Regions from separate parts of the Mus musculus genome. Here region 1 is linked to region 2. A link is a loop called in an ENCODE intact Hi-C map of the cell type or tissue named here. Cell type or tissue: left cerebral cortex. All regions are shown on one strand. Links, peaks and the distances in the headings refer to the core of each region. The heading gives the core; the rest is flanking DNA.

Evidence for each region. A loop is a pair of places that touch in the nucleus more often than their neighbours do. Peaks named below come from ENCODE experiments on the same cell type or tissue, not always from the same donor. Only the 100,000 strongest peaks of a DNase experiment are listed, where the experiment ranks them.
Region 1: it touches region 2 in a loop (8-fold over the local background); 3 of 42 quality-filtered maps call a loop at or near these places.

The regions. Positions count from the first base shown.
Region 1 is chr1:151,783,866-151,789,256 of GRCm38, forward strand. It overlaps Edem3 (ER degradation enhancer, mannosidase alpha-like 3), which reads left to right. Exons shown (of 20, transcript NM_001039644.2): 8 at 874-979. Among named protein-coding and RNA genes, the nearest start is that of Edem3, 31 kb to the left of the region's middle. In left cerebral cortex, for the core only: no CTCF peak of the experiment used is centred there; a DNase peak (open chromatin) is centred at 2,871.
Region 2 is chr1:153,478,089-153,483,479 of GRCm38, forward strand. Dhx9 (DEAH (Asp-Glu-Ala-His) box polypeptide 9) reads right to left here. Exons shown (of 28, transcript NM_007842.2): 3 at 4,654-4,794; 4 at 3,044-3,161; 5 at 778-890; 6 at 1-101. Among named protein-coding and RNA genes, the nearest start is that of Dhx9, 6.9 kb to the right of the region's middle. In left cerebral cortex, for the core only: a CTCF peak has its summit at 2,503 (motif pointing left); a DNase peak (open chromatin) is centred at 2,500.

The DNA of each region.
Region 1 (5,391 bases), core at 264-5,263, 1.7 Mb before region 2:
TTTTTTTTTTGTTTTTTTTTTCTTTAAATTGTAAGCTAGGGCTAGAGAAATATGATCAGTATCAGGCTTTCCAGATTTGAAAATCCACCATGTGATTATAGTTGTGATCTGCTTTGCTGAAATATAATTACCATGCAAGATTTGCATCAAGAATGTAAATGATTTTGTACTCTATTGCCAAACACACAAAGTAACGAATTAGGATTAATGATTTTCTTCTTGCAATGCTAAATAAGTTCATGCCTTAAAAGTAATTTAGAATTTTACTGGTACCTATCCTTTGCCATTCCACTTGGAACATCTTTTATTGAAAGCTAAGAGTTTTATAAGAAATAAATTCAATTTAATATCCAGTGAATAAAAATAAATGAAACCTGTTGTAAGATTATACATTATATATGTACATATACATTAGTATACAGATAGGCCCTCAGTTGATTTGCTAATTTTTCACTAATAAAATTATGTATCACTTATAAACCAGTATCTGGAATGACTTTGAAAGATAGCATAGCAACTCTGAATCTTCTTCAAGTTTGCTAAGTGAGACTGCTTTAGGAGATTCCCACTGTGCACTTAGGTGGGAAGAATTCTGTTAACAGTGTGTTAATTATGTCAGCAGTTAATATAATAACCTGTCTATGTATGTGACCCATGCTACAAGGGTGAATGGCCATGGGTATACTCCAAGTGAGATCATTTAATCTGAAGTGATTGAAAGTGAGCCAAGCAAGATTTTATGGAAATTCATTAGTGGTTGTCTTAAGAATTTTGCTTAATTCTTAAAAGATCCTATGGCTCTTTGACTTATAGATTTCCCACTCTTTGCCAAAGACAAAATTCTTTAAATATGCTTTTGTGTTTTAATTACAGGAATATGCAAGAAAAGCTCTTGATTTTCTCTGGGAGAAAAGACAGCGAAGTAGCAATTTAGTAGGCGTGACTATCAATATTCATACTGGAGACTGGGTACGCAAAGGTATGCAAGCTGGGATTTTAGACCCAGACCTTTACATCCTCAGGATGGTTGGTAAATGCAGTATTTGTGAAAATAATCAGGATAGCGTTGTCCATAAACTTAATGAATAATAGCATTAACAGGTGCAAGGAGAAATGAGACACCAGGTTGATTTCCTTGAGGACTGAGGAATCAGAATACTTCATCTCGCTTCATGGTTTAGCGGATATATTTAATAATGTTATCACAGTCTCCCCTCTCCCCAACGTGTGTGCATGTGTGTGTGGGGGGGGTGGGGGCGGCACACACATGCATGCATGTGTATATATGTCTATGTGTTTTCTACCTCTAGAAATAGACTAGAGCATAGACTCTGGAGTCATATTGTTGGAATTTAAGCTCTATGATCTTGGGAAATTATGTAGCTTATGTTTGTCTGTATCCACCACTGTAAGATGAGACATTAGTACCACTTCAGAGTTACTGTGAAGGTTAAATAACTTGACTTGGAAGCCGGGCGTGGTGGCGCACGCCTTTAATCCCAGCACTCGGGAGGCAGAGGCAAGTGGATTTCTGAGTTGAAAAGTCCCTCGTAGTCCCTCTGACCAATAACTTTACTTCTGGAGTCTAGCCTGAGGAAATAGTACAAACGCACAGGAAATTTGTTTCCAAAGATATTCATCACATATTTACTTATAATACTGGAAAACAGAGTTAAGTGATAATATCATAATAACTTAGAAATCTATATTTACATGTTGCAATATTACATTTTTAAAATTAATTATAATGAGGGAAAGAAACATAACAATGTTATGAACAATTAGTATTGGGTCTCAGATAGACTATTTTGTGTTTAAGACTCCCCTACTAGACAAGCACTGAAAAGTGGAAATGCACCAGAAACGCACCTAGTGAGGATGCCTTTTATGTTTCCTTGCTCTGCGGAAGGCTTGTCTTGTTTGTCTATATATACAAATTAATGAATGTATTAATCTGACAACTAAAATAAATGTAGTGCTTGTATTTAATATTATATAATTTTTTGTTCCTCCCATATTTCTTCTCTATTCCCCCTCTTCTGTCCCCTCCCCATTTGATCCTTCAGTCCCACCCCTCACCCCGCCCACCCATGACTGTATATTTCCCCTTTCTAGGGTGACCCAGTTCTCCACCCAGTCCCTTACTCTAATCCTAACCACTGAGGTTTATATGGATGTAGTTTACTAATGGAAGGCTTAGCAACTAAAATCCACATATAAATGGACACATACCATATTTGTATTTGATGTATTTTAATCTAGGTTATCTCATTCAGATGATTTTTTTCTTTTCTTTTTATTGTAAAGAAAGATAATAAAAATATAAAATATACACACTGTAATATTTTAAAGAGAAAAAATTTAAATGCGAATAGCTGTCAGCTTTAATGTTAATCTTTGTTGTGTCTCAGGCCTTGTGGCAGTAATTTTATTTATATTCAGTGTTCTGGTTTCTGCTTTCATCTGAACATGGCCTTAGTTTTGGCTTTGTAGCACTGGTTCAGATCCTTTGCACAAATTTGCGAGATGAGCCTTCATCCCAAATGTCAGGAGTTAGAATTCTACCGAATGAGAGAGGCTTGGTCCATGGAAGCAGAAAGAACTGTGGTTCCCTGTTAGGTCTCCATTAGACTCAGTTCCAAATCATGTTAAAGATGAAACCAACTAACTCTTTGAAAAAGTGCCAGGAAAGTATTTCCCCTGAAGTCCTAGAAACCATGAAGGCCATCACTCCACATGGAGAAGGGAGAAGGACGGCAGCTTTGCCAGCAGTGGTTGCAGAGCAGTGACTCAGGTAGCACCAGGGTTCGTGCCTGGAGCGCTCCTGGGGGCTGTGGAAGTGGTGGGATGATTGCTGGCCCAGAAATGCCACAGAAGTAGGCTATAGCAAGGGCTGGCAGGACCTGCATTATTATCTTCGAGAATCCAAAGACAGGTGGGCAGGCAGCAGCTGTGGAAGTATACACCCACACACTAAAATGCCGTCATTAATCCTATGCTACTACACAGTTAAAATGTGTGTCTACACTGTTGGGCAGGAATGGTGATTTTCTTCTCTGTGTATATTAGTTTATTTTAATTATATTTTATCAGTTAGAACAAGATCCTCTCCTCCTCCCTATACACCCACCTTTAAATTCTTTCTCAGAAGACAAACCAAACTCCAGTACTACAACAGAACCCTAGAAAACAATATAGTACCCAAAAAGGAAAAACAACTGAAACAAAATAAAAACACACAAAGAAACAGTGTAGTCCATTATTCCTTTGCCAACTACTCCTGAAAATTTAATAACTGCCCTGGTGTGGTTAATAAATATACCCAGGTTTATCAGTTTTATTAGTTTTTGTTTGTATCTTAAAAAAAAACCCATGTTTAAGTAAATAGATATTAATCTGACAACTAAAATAAGGGTAATACTTATATTTAGTATTTATACACATTTTTCTAGATTTGTTTAAATGGTTCCTGAGAACTTACTTTATAATTCTTCAATTTTCCATAACTTTTTTTTTTGGTTGTCATAATCTTCTTGAATTCCTTTTTTATGGTGTGATCATGGGTCCAGGCTCACCCATTTGGTTAGTCCTCTTTAATACCAAGTGCCTCAGAGCGGCACTGCGGCAGTAGCTTGTTAGAGGCAGTCCTGTTATATTGTATGTGGGCCTTGTTCTGCTCCTACCTTTATACTGCTGCCTTCTCCCAAGTGATGAAGCCTTGCTTCTTATGTTTAGTGTTGTTTTGTTTTCTTCTTAGTGAAAAATTTCACATCTAGCTATTTCTAAAAAAGTGTATTTCTTTTGTTTAAGCTTCACTAAATTATAACACATTGTATGTCCCTGTGAGACGTTTTTGTTTAACAATACATTACTAAGATTCATCCTTACTGCAGTGTGAAGTAACTCACAGCTTCAAATGCTACAACAATAATAGACCAGTTAATGGACACGACGTAAGTTTTCAAAGACTTTGCTGATGTGATCGTTGGTATTGTAATGTTGTGCAGTCTCTCCTTGTCCATGCATACGTTTCTCTTGGCTATATATCTAGGAGTAAGAAGTGTAGATAGTAGTGTACGTCAGTGTTCTCTGCTTCAGGACATGAGTCCTAATTCCAGTCTATTCACTTCTCTGCACTGTACTAGTAGCATGTAAGAGACCCGTGTGCAGGCATCGTTTCTAACACTGTATTGCAAGCCTTTTAAAGTGTGAAAACACTTTTAAGAATACAAAAAAAAAAAAAACCCAAACAACAACAACAACAAAAAACAAATAAGCAAGCCAATAAAAATGACAACATATTTGACATCACTGGTGACAAACTAAGTGAGCGCCAGAATGCCACCCCACGTGGTTTAGGTTTTTTGTTTTTTGGTACTAGGGAATCAAATCCAAGTCCTTACCATTTGCATTTCGGTTAGATTGTGATTTAAAAATTGCAGAATTGTCCCTACATCGCTGCTGCTGTTTGTGAGTTCTATGCCTCTGTGTGCCCTCTTCCAGCTTATGGTGTGTGCTCTCCTATTAGGTCTTCTCGTTTATAATGTCACTCTTACCAGCTTGTCTCTGATTGACCCTATTTTGTTTAAAGAACATTTCCTTAATATGATAGTAATAGTTTCAAAATTTTGATACTAAAATTGATATTTGTGACTATCTGAAGTTGATTGGTATCTGTAACATGAGATGCAGTTGCTGTCAGCAGGGTTTTCACCTTATAAATAAAGTTTTCAATTATACTTGTGACTTGGTGGTCTGTACGGTACCTATATGCTGGTACCTGTTCTAAAATTTATCAAGTGTTCTTTTTTGACCTAAAACATAGACAGTTTCTGTAAATGTTTATTATGTAGGAAAGAATATTTTTCCTAATTGTTATTTGTAGAGTTCTGTACATGTCAGTTTTCTCAGTAAATTTTTTGTTTTATTGTGCATTTTAATTGCACAAAGTAATGGGCTTCACTGTGACATTTTCACACACATATACATGTCATGTTCATTCCTCTGTCACTTTCTCTTCCCCCCTCCTTCTTCCCTCCTCCTCCTTCATCCCTCATGGAATCCCTCTACTGTCTGGGTCCTCTTCTACTCCCTGTACATACCTGGTTTCCACATGTGATAGAAACCATATGATTCTTATTTTCTAAATGCCACGTCTTAGTCAGTGCTTAATTGTTGTGAAGAGACCTCATGACCAAGGCTCTCATAGAAGAAAGCATTTAGTTAGGGGTTGCTCAGAGTTTCAGAGGCTTAGTCCATTATCACTGTGGTGGGGAGCATGGAGGTACACAGGTATAGTGCAGGGTATCTGATAGTTCTGCATTTGGATCCACAGGGCTTTGGAAACATTAAGGCCCACGTCCAGTGGTACAAGAAGGCCACACACACTCT
Region 2 (5,391 bases), core at 214-5,213:
TTTTCTTTTTGGAAATACTGGTTCAGACGAGCCTTAGCATTTTCCAGTGTCCAATTTCCATGAAGCCCAGCATTTAAATCCACTTCTTCTGACTCTAGAGTCTGTAGAATCAATGATGAGTAAATTTGGCTGCACTACTACACTTACATAAGGTACAATAATAATGTACAGTTTGGGTTTTTTTTTTTCAATATAAAGTCAGATTTTTATTTTTGTAGTGCTGAGATCCAGGGGTTTGAACATGGCTAGTCAACCACTTTATCACTGAGTCTGTTTTTTTGTTAAACATTTATTATTATACATAAGTACACTGTAGCTGTCTTCAGACACACCAGAAGAGAGCGTCAGATCTCATTACGGATGGTTGTGAGCCACCATGTGGTTGCTGGGATTTGAACTCAGGAACTCTGGAAGAGCAGTCAGTGCTCTTAACCACTGAGCCATCTCTCCAGCCTGAGCCTGTTTTTGAGATAGGATATCACTATGTTCTTAGAACACTATAATCCAGGTTGGCCTTGAACTAGTCATTCTCCTGACCCTCTCTTTAATGCTGCGACTACAAGCATGTACACCAGGGTTATGCAACCAACTAGTAAAATAGGCTTTCTAGCTAGGGCCACTGGAATGAAGGCCAGCCTGGGATTGAAGACTGTCTCAAAACAAACAAATCAACAACTCAATGTGCTATTAACTTGTATAGGTACTCAACTCTGCTGTGAAATAAATCCCAAGTCGCATTTTCAAAAATGTAAATTAACACTATGTAAGATTCCTCACCGCTTGTACTTCTTGTTCTTCCTTTCTTGAGTAGTAATCTTTAAGGTTGGCTCCTCGGTCCCAAGTAGGTCCAGGAGAGCCATAGCCAGAAGACTCAACTCCAGAATTATTTTCTGCTATTAAAAAAAGAAAATTGCTCTTTTAACTAACCAAGTTTGGGGGAAGAAAGCTACATATTTTAACAAATGTCCCTGACTACATGTTTGTATACAGGTTTTCAATAATCTGCAAGGACATCTGAAATAATCAGGACTGTATTGGTCAGCCTATTTATTTATGGTTGTCTATGTCTATGCATGTGGAAGCCATAGTGTAACCTCCAGGAAGCAGTCAAGTAGTTTAGTCTGATAATTAATGTTAACTGGCAACTTTACTCTTAATCCCAAGGTAGTATGGTCTGTTAGAGATTGTCTTGGTTAATGAGAGAAGATAAGACACTGTAAGTGTCCCATTGCTTGGATAATGAAAATAGAAAACTAACAATTAACAGCACAAATTCCCTGCTCTCTGCCAGGTGATCAGCTGTCCACGCTTTTGCCACTTTCAATCTTGTCATGGACTATAAAGCAGAATAAATAAACCCTTTCTCATTTGACCAGCTTTTCACTGGGCTAGCATATTTAGGTACCTAGCAGGCCAACTTTCCCACAGAACCATCTGTCTACACAATATGGATGCTGGTGGGGTACAGAACACAAGTACTCATACTTGGTTGAGTTTCTCCTAAGCACTAATCTGTACTTTTTTTAAACTTTATTTATGTACATGAGTACACTGTAGCTGTCTTCAGACACACCAGAAAAGGGCATCAGATCCCATTACAGATGGTCATGAGCCACCATGCTATTGCTGGGAATTGAAGGCAGGACCTCTCTGGAAGAGCAGTCAGCGTTCTTAACTGCTGAGCCATCGCTCCAGCCCCCTAATGTGTACTTTAAGACATACTTATTTCAGTTGTTTTTATACATAAATAACAAAGCACAAAACTATCCAGACTAGGAAATGTCTAGCTGGTAAAGGTATGAACCTAATAATCTGAGTCTATATTGGATGCTGAATGTATTTTGTCCTGTCTTCTATACACTTGTGCTATTAAAAAAAGGGGGGGGTCCTCAAATACAATATGTAAGCACACAGGGGAGGTCAGTCTATTATTTAGCTTTGGCTGTACCAAAACTTGGTATGTAGACCAGAACACCTCTGAACTCATGAGGATCTATTTGCCTCTGCCTCCCAAGTAAGTGCTGGGATTAAAGGTGAGTATGCCACCGTGGTTGGCCCAAAAGCAATACATCTTTTTAAGTAAAACATTTAGAGATGCTGAAAATGAAGTTTGTTTAATACAATGCTAGGATGTCTACAAAGCACCAAGCAAGCAATGGGTTCAACCCTCACCACAGAATAACACTGGGTGTGGTAAACAAGCCTGAAGCCCAGCTTTGGGAAAGTAGAAACAGGAGAATCTGAAAGTGTAAATTCATTCTCCAAATTACAGCCTAAATAAAAACAGAAACACAAAACCTAATTCTGAAAAGAAAGCTAACCCCAGGACTAATAATTAGTAGCCCCTAAAAGTTTTGACTCTATATAAAACCAGAGTGGGATGCAAAAGAGATGGTTCAGCAGATAAAGAGCACTGGTTTCTCTTACAAGACTTATGTTTGATATGCAGTACCCATGAAGGCTCAGGTTTAACTCCAGTTGTGGAGTGGTGGCCTCTTGTGGCCTCCGCAGGTACTGCAGGCAAACATCAATATGCATGAACTCTAAAGTGACAGATTAGTATATAGTTTTATAATTTGTTCAAGTCAAAACAATAGGATAGATGCTGTAAATTGTGTTTCAGTATTTGTTAGAAACCTGGTCAAAATCTTACTCTGCTCTTAATAACCCAAATAAAATTTTCAGCAGGACTAGAATCCACAAATCCTATTACAGGTATACAGGTAGGGCAAAACAAAAGGTGGATGTAATACAAAATTCAGCCACAGAGTATCTAATATGTGCAAAGCCCTCTAAGCCTGATACACAGCCATATAAAAGGCAACTCATAAAATTCTTTAACCCACTTGGTGGCCCATAAGTATTGCAGGTAAAACAGCTATAAATTTAAATCTTTTAAACAGAACAAACCCTAAAACAGTGGCTGCTTGAATGGGATCACCTAATAAACATGTTTATTGATTTCTCTATACAAATGACAAGGTGAGGTGACCAAGCATGACTGTGTTATCCTCCATTAAGTACATATATTCAAGTCCCTTACCTTCTGCTTTGAGAGCCAGATGAGGAGGAAGTGGTCCTCCCATTGGTGCTGGTAACCCTTCTGCAGCACTTGCTGTGCTATCAGAGGTGTCGCTAAGTATGGGTGGGGGTGGTACAATCTACAAGAGGAAAAGTCAAGTGTCAGTACTTGGGGTTTTTGTTTGTTTTGCAGAAACTAGAAGACTCAAGACTACTCAAAGATACCCATATATTAAACATCCTTCCCCATAGTATTTTTCCCATTTCTGCCTTTGTTTGAAGACAAAGTTTCAAGTAACTTAGGAATGAACCGGGCGGTGGTGGCGCACGCCTTTAATCCCAGCACTCGGGAGGCGGAGGCAGGCGGATTTCTGAGTTAGAGGCCAGTCTGGTCTACAAATCCAAGTTCCAGGACAGCCAGGGCCACACAGAGAAACCGTCTTGAAAAAACAAAAACCAAACCAAACCAAAAAAACCAAAAAACCAAAACCACTACAGGAAGCAGAGGCAGGCTCGTCTACATGTGTTCCAGGATAGTTAGAGCTATGGCCTATAAAGTGAGATCTTGTCTCAAAGATAAATAAGCAAGAGTTATCTTGTACAGAAGTATAAAGTATTTAATGTTATAGTGAATAAATGCCTGTTCCTTTGAAAAATCCATTTTTAAACAGCATGATCGATAGTATCAGGATTGCCCAAATTTCTGGGTCTAAGTCCTGAGAATACATGAGTTAACCATTAATAAAGGCAATTTATAATTTCATTTAGAGCCATGTGTTGAAATCTCTAAATGTTATTACAGTTAATTATACATGTTTCTTTCCCTTTTACTGTACACTGTCCAAGTCAATTGAGAGCTTAAACGACAATAGTAATAGGTAATGTCCCGGACTGGTTAGATGGCTCAGCGGGTAAGAGCACCCGACTGCTCTTCCAAATCCCAGCAACCACATGGTGGCTCACAACCATCTGTAACAAGATCTTACGCCCTCTTCTGGAGTGTCTGAAGACAACTGCAGTGTACTTACATATAATAAATAAATAAATCTTAAAAAAAAAAAGGTAATGTCCCAACACTTCTGGTTAATTTGCTATTTTTAAGGTAAGATGTCATACAATAGCCTAATTGGCCTGAATTTGCCATATTGCTAAGACCACAGGCCTGCACCATCAAGCCCAGATTATCCCCCCCTCCCAACATTATTAGAATTTAGAACACACATCTTTAACCCCAATGAAACACATAATTTGAAAATTTTTATTTTTTGAGTCAAAAATTAATTTCTTGTACTTCTGAGCATCATGGCTTAGTAATACAATATACTTTAAATGCTGTCTGTTCATACTCTTTGGGGGCATGTCTGAATGGCTGTGTTTTTAGTGCTTATTGGTAGCCTTAGGAAAGGACAAATTTCACAAGGTATGGTTTCTTTCTGCACATTTCAGGTAGAAAAAAATCTCAACTGTGTCTCTAAAACTCAATGCATTTTTGTATAGCCACTATATCCTTTCATATAATGCCCCTGCACACAGTGTATTTGTAGACACATCCTGTAAATCTGTTAACTTGAACCCAAGGGTAGAAAGGGGAAAGCAAACAAAAATATCAAGTTCTTGGTCATAAATACTTACCCCAACAGCTGGAACTTCTTCACTCTTTACTTCATTTATTCGAACCAAATAGTTAACAAAGTCTCTGGCAGCATTGCTCTGTGCATCCTTTTTATTGGTGGAATTGCCCATACCAGCATAATTAAACCCTTCTACTCGAACCTTTAAGATTCAAGGGGGGAAAAAAAGTTGAATTAAAGCTGGGTAATTCTAGGATTTAAAAAAATAAATGGCCAATTAAAGGCAAAATACAACTGTTTTAGACACACTACATAAGTAAATATTCCTTTAACATACCCAAGCAACACATGGATTATTTAACTAAAACCGTGGAGCTGAATTGTTCATTGACATACTGGTTCAACAGTATCAATTTAAGCGGCTCAGGTTTCCACACTTAAATTTTTTCAGATTGGGTATCTAACTAAGCTCTGTGGACAGTACTTGCCTATCAAATGGCTGGCCTTAAACCACCACCACTGAACTCTGTGGGGTTTAGGGGGAAACAAGACAGCAAGTGGACTAAGCAAGAGCACTTTGCCTCCAAATTGATGAACTGGAATTGAATCCCCTAGACTGGTAGAGCAAGAGAAACTAAGTCCCACAAACTGTCCTGATTTTCACATGCTTCTGTGCACACCCAACCATGCAATTTAATAATAACTTTATAATAACTAAGGGAAAACACTACCTTTCTTTTAAATACTTTGCTTCTCTAAACAGAGAACCCAGGGGTGGTGGTGCATGCCTTAACTAAGA